2 separate regions of the Homo sapiens genome follow, and region 2 is linked to region 1. A link is a contact called in ENCODE Hi-C or POLR2A ChIA-PET data. All regions are on one chromosome and are shown on one strand. Each heading gives the region's core, a stretch centred on a gene start or an enhancer-like site at or near the end of the contact. The rest is flanking DNA. Distances are from core to core; before and after follow the strand shown.

Evidence for each region. A loop is a pair of places that touch in the nucleus more often than their neighbours do. ChIA-PET counts read pairs that join two places held with the same protein, here RNA polymerase II (POLR2A).
Region 2: a map of transverse colon shows a loop between it and region 1 (16-fold over the local background). The contact joins the promoter of KLK11 here to the enhancer-like site in region 1. A Hi-C loop is called at or near these places in 1 of 168 maps with a recorded cell type or tissue (transverse colon). POLR2A ChIA-PET finds 5 or more read pairs at or near these places in 1 of 52 experiments (A549).

The regions. Positions count from the first base shown.
Region 1 is chr19:44,675,850-44,678,743 of GRCh38, reverse strand. CEACAM19 (CEA cell adhesion molecule 19) reads right to left here. Exons shown (of 8, transcript NM_001127893.3): 3 at 2,323-2,473. Among named protein-coding and RNA genes, the nearest start is that of CEACAM19, 5.8 kb to the right of the region's middle. Within about 2 kb of position 1,528, at least 4 of the 41 ENCODE cell types and tissues checked have a DNase peak (open chromatin) inside an H3K27ac peak, as active enhancers do.
Region 2 is chr19:51,025,222-51,028,115 of GRCh38, reverse strand. It overlaps KLK11 (kallikrein related peptidase 11), which reads left to right and starts at 1,500. Exons shown (of 6, transcript NM_001136032.3): 1 at 1,500-1,578; 2 at 2,450-2,524. The coding sequence starts at 2,485. RefSeq lists enhancers at 189-745, 1,305-1,862, 1,863-2,421.

The sequences.
Region 1 (2,894 bases), core at 279-2,778:
AGGTGTGTGTGCGGTTTTGAGTAAAAAAATAGTAATTGGGCTCAGTGGCTCATGCCTGTAATCCCAACACTTTGGGAGGCCAAGGTGGGCAGATCACCTGAGTTCAGGAGTTTGAGACCATCCTGGCCAACATGGTGAAACCCCGTCTCTACTAAAAATACAAAAATTAGCCAGGCGAGGTGGTGGGTGCCTGTAATTCCAGCTACTCAGGAAGCTGAGGCAGGAAAATCGCTTGAACCCCTGAGGCGGAAGTTGCAGTGAGCCGAGATCGCGCCACTGGATTCCAGCCTGGGCGACAAGAGCAAAACAAGAAGAAGAAGAAAAAAAAGCTTGGAAATGGTGCACTCCTGTAGTCCCAGCTACTTGGGGGGCTGAGATGGGAGGATGGCTTGAGCCCAGCAATTCAAGACAGCCAGGGCAACACAGGGAGATCTTATTTTTACAAAAAGTAAAAAATAAGCTAGGCATGGTGATGCATGCCTGTAATTCGAGCACTTTGGGAGGCTGAGGCAGAAGGACCGCTTAAGGCCAGGAGTTTGAGGTCAGCTTGGGCAACATAGCAAGACCCCATCTCTACAAAAAATAATAATACAGATAATTAGCCAGGTGTGGTAGCACAGGCCTGTGGTCCCAGTTACCCAGGAGGCTGAGGTGGGAGGATCACTTGAGCCCAGGAGTCTGAGGCTGCAGTAAACTATGATCATGCCACTGCACTCCAGCCTGGGTGATAAAGCAAGACCCTGTCTCTTTAAAAAAGAAAAAGAAATAGGCCAGGCGCAGTGGCTCATGCCTGTAATTCCAGCACTTTGGGAGGCCGAGGCTGGCGGATTGCCTGAGATCAGGAGTTTGAGACCATCCAGGGCAACATGGTGAAACCCCATCTCTACTAAAATACAAAAAATTAGCCGGGCGTTGTGGTGCACGCCTGTAGTCTCAGCTACTTGGGAGGCTGAGGCACGAGAATTGCTTGAGTCCCGGAGGTGGAGGTTGCAGTGAGCCAAGATTGCGCCACTACACTGCAGCAAGACTCTGTCTCAAAAAAAAAAAAGAAGAAGAAGAAAACAGAATCCATGGCACATAAGGAAGAGTTGAGAAAGGAGACAAAATTGCTGCTTTCATATTCTGGGAACTGGTGAGTGGCAGAAAAATTAGACATCTTATCTACAATCAGTTCAGAATCAATTTCAAGAGACAAAGTTCTGAAGACGCTGATGTCATAAGAAAGGAATTTTTCACGAATAGACTCTCCCTGGGGGAAACAGGACTGTCTCTCTCTCCTCTCTCTCCTCTCTCTCTCTCTCTCTCTCTCTCCATACAAGTAGGTAGCATCTGATAGCTGTGCCTGCTGCTGCCCACTCCCCTTCTTTGACAATAGCAACCAGTTTTGTTTTCCTTTGGAGAGCCGGTCTACACTCTCAATCCACTTGATTAAACGGAGTTGGATCTAGCCCAGTCTCTGGGGCTGCACAAATAGCCCAACTTTGGCCAATCAGAGCTTTCCCTGGCCACCAACCCCTGGCCACAGTGATTGGTTCATGAAAAGTCATGTGATCTGAGTTAAGCCAATGAGAGGTAGACTTGGGGCTCTTGTTGGAACTACCAGGAACAAGGTGGTCTCCTTGCTAGGAATGGCTAAACCAGTGGAGTATGAGCCTGGGCCCCCTGGGAGTGATCTTGTGGCAACAGGGGAGAGCCTGCCTGAGAATGAAGCCACCGAAGAAAAATACAGAGTTGACGAGTATATAAAGGAGTCATTTGAGAACATTGAGCCCCTGGATGCAGCCTACCTGAATAAGTTATGTAGTATTAAACAATTCCTTGTTTTTTGGGCAGGGAACAGTGGCTCATGCCTGTATTCTCAGCACTTTGGGAGGCCAAAGCTGGAGGATCACTTGAGCCCAGGAGTTCGAGACCAGCCTGGGCAAAACCCCATCTCTACAAAAATAAAAAAAATTAGCCAGGCTTGGTGGTGCACACCTGTAGTCTCAGCTACCTGGGAGGCTGAGGTGAAAGACTCACCTGAGTCCGGGGAAGTTGAGGCTGCAGTGAGTCGTGATTGTGCCACTGCACTCCAGCCTGGGTGACAGAGCGAGACCCTGACTAAAATTCCTTCTTTTTGGTAAGTCAGTTTAAGAATAGGTTTTCTGTCCCTTGCAATGCAGAATTCTGTTTAATACAGGATAGAAAGATTCTTTTCACCCCAGGAGTTCCAAGATTTGATGAGATTGTGTATGAGCCGGATGATGTGACTTGTGGAAGAATCCATGGGGCTTGAGAAGACAGTGGGAGCAGACAGGAGAGGGACACTTGGGGACCCTGTACCTGTGGCTCTGGCCCCTCCAGTTCCTTGTCACCAGGAGATAGGCAATGCAGCTGATGAGAAGGGCCCCGGCAGCAAGAGATCCAATGATGGTGGCCGCCAGGATCCCAGCGTTGGTGGGCAGGTGTGTACTGGGCAGCTCCTTATTCTTTTCTGAGGGGTGAGAGAAAGAAAGAGAGAGGGGGGACTGTGCGATGTCTCCTGAGGGCTCCCCCAGTCCCTCACCGACTATATCAGTGACTGCATGGAGAACTGAGGTGCAGTTTCCTATTTCCAGCCCAGAGCTTTCTCCTGCTTTTCAGATCTGAGTATCCAACCATCTGGGTGGCACATAAAATCCAACATGTCCCAGCGGGCTGGGCGTGGTGCTCACACCTGTAATCCCAGCAATTTGGGAGGCCGATGGGGGAGGATCACTTGAGCCCAGGAGTTCAAGACCAGCCTGGGCAACATAGTGAGACCCTATCTCTATTAAAAAAAAAATTTCAACATGTCCCAGATGGAACTCCTTAGCTGTCCTATATCTCGATGTTGCTGCTTCCCTAGGATTTCATACGATCCTCAGCACATCCAA
Region 2 (2,894 bases), core at 251-2,750, 6.3 Mb before region 1:
ACTGCAGTTTACTTTCTTGTAATGAAGCATACATTGTATCTTTAATGTGGGACGTGGCTTTGTTCTAATAAGACGAAGGGTGGAGTGCAGGCTTGGAAAGCAGGAGAGCTCAGCCTACGTCTTTAATCCTCCTGCCCACCCCTTGGATTCTGTCTCCACTGGGACTCAAGAGGTGAGGAGAGACCATCTCCCCAAATGCACTGAAGGGAAACTGGAGGAGGGAGGGAGTGAGGGGTGATCATACCAGCGGAGGCACATTTGCTGAGCCCCCCCGCAGTCTGCTCTTTCCAAGTGGACCCTCCTGGAAGCCTGATCCCAACCTCCCCTGCAAGCAGGTCTGTCACCCCCATCTCTCAGATGAAGAAACTGAGCCTTGCAGGGGTGGAGTCCCTTGTCCCCACGTCATAAGGGTAGTCATAGTAGTAGGAAGAGGAAGCACCTAGGTTTGAGGCCAGGGCTGGCTGCTGTCAGAACCTAGGCCCTCCCCTGCCTTGCTCCACACCTGGTCAGGGGAGAGAGGGGAGGAAAGCCAAGGGAAGGGACCTAACTGAAAACAAACAAGCTGGGAGAAGCAGGAATCTGCGCTCGGGTTCCGCAGATGCAGAGGTTGAGGTGGCTGCGGGACTGGAAGTCATCGGGCAGAGGTCTCACAGCAGCCAGTAAGTGAACAGCTGGACTCGGGCTGCCTGGGCGGCAGGGAGAAGCGGGCAGGGGAAGGGTCAGCAGAGGAGCGAGGCCCCAGAGGAGCCCTGGGGTGGAGCACAGCCAAGGGCTCTGTTCCCTTTCCTGGACTCGGCTTCCACAGGCCCTGACCTGCCTCCCCCACCCTCCGGTCCTGCCCCTGTGCCTGGCAGCAGCCCCACCTGTGTGACATCCCAGCACACCCCCCCTCTCCTTGCAAAGGAGAAGGGAGCGGCCTAGGGGAGGCCAGGGGCCCACCTGGGCTGGGGCTGTGGAGAGGGAGTGGCTGGGACGGGAGGAAAAAGAGAGACGGAGATTAGATGGAAGAAGAGGGATTTCAAGACAAATTGCCAGAGATGCAGTCAGAGAGACTGACTGAGAGACACAAAGATAGAAGGAATTAGAGAAAGGGCCACACAGAGCCAGACAGAGAGAGAAGAGTGGAGATGGAGACAGGGACGAGGACAGAGAAAGGCAGACAGACACATAGGGACAGAAAGAGAAAAATCACACAAAGTCAGAATTACTGAATGACAGGGAATGACACATAGAACGAGACACAGATTCAGAGACTCAGGGCAGGGAAAGGAAGGCTGCAGACAGACAGACAGACAGAGGGAGGCTGAGACACAGGGAGAAGAGGGGCTTGGAGAGGTGGCACAGGCAGGCAGCCAGTGCCTCAGAGGCCTCCGGGGAGGGCCCTCACACACACCCCGCCCCGGGGCATTAAGGCAGGGCTTGGAGGCCAGTCATCCTGGGCCCGCCCAGGGCCGCCCCCCTGCCAGCCCGCCTGCCTGGTGCCTGGCACCTGGCGCTCCAACCCAGCCTACCTGCTGTAGCTGCCGCCACTGCCGTCTCCGCCGCCACTGGGCCCCCAGAGCCCCAGCCCCAGAGCCTGTGAGTCCAGGAGGAAAGGGAAGCTGCCCCTCCCCGTCCAGGTGTCAGCCCTCCCCAAGGACACCTGTCCCACTCGGGCACCCATTTCTCCCTCTGCTCTGTCCTTCTCTGCTTGGGTGGGGGTTCCTGGCCTCTCTCTACACCTCTCACCTCCGATGGCTGTCCGCAGCCTCAGTTACCTCTAATCTCCATGGCTTCAGCTGCTGAGCTGGCCCTCTGCTCCCACCCCCGCTGGCCAGGGCAGCGGAGGGCACTGGCCCTCCCCTCGACCAGCCCCGCCCAGCTTTGCTTGGCTGTCCTTCAAAAGGGCAGGGGTTTGGCGGACAGGGCTTCAGCAAGCCGGGTGATGGGGGTCCCAGACATTGTCTGGGGCTGAGCCCCCTACTCCCCTCCAGCAGACCTCAAAGGCTCCATATCGCTCTGCTGCGAAGACAATGAAAAAGGGGTGGCTACGGAACGGTGTCTGGTTCCCCTTGTCCTTCCACCCCAAGCTGCTGGGGCCTGGCCAGCTCTCAAGGCAAGAAGGAAAACATCCTCTGACATGTGCCGGGGAGGTCCCATGGCTGACTTGAACAGGGCCGAACCATGGCTTGACAGCTCAAAGCCCCTCCCAACGACTTCCACATGGTTCTTGGTATCTCGGAAGCTTCTAGCTGTGACCAGGCCCTCTCCAAGGCCACCCTAGACACCTAAGATATATTTTAAGTGTTTGGAGATCTGAGTGCTGTGAGAAACAGGGGATTTCCCCAACCTTGTTTCTCCCAAGTGGGGAGCGGGAGCAGGTGAGGGAGAGAGGAGAGGGCATGAGCCAGCCCCCCCCTCCCGATTTCCCCGTAAAGTGATGCGGCCCCATGTCCCTCCTTGTTCCCAGAGGAACCTGGGGCCCGCTCCTCCCCCCTCCAGGCCATGAGGATTCTGCAGTTAATCCTGCTTGCTCTGGCAACAGGTACGCAGGGGATGGGGGCAGGGCAGGATCCTCCCTCTTGAATCTCTGGGATCCCCTAACCCTCTGTGTCTGGACAGTGACAGGGCTGATTCCAAATTACAGAACAACCCATAAGGCACCTGAACTGGAGCAGTGGTCATGAGGGCCTGGATGCCCTTCTAGATAATCCCTTTAAATGCCAAAGGAGGAGAGGTCAAGGGGGTCGTAAAGGGTCCCGTGGAGGGGCTGAGGAAGCTGGAGTTGGGGGAGCAGTCACTCAAAGCGCCCAGGACAGGGGCTACTGACCAACCAGTATGGAAGTATTTCCTTTTTTTTTTTTCCCAGAGACAAAGTCTTGCTCTATTGTCCAGGCTGGAGTGCCGTGGTGCCA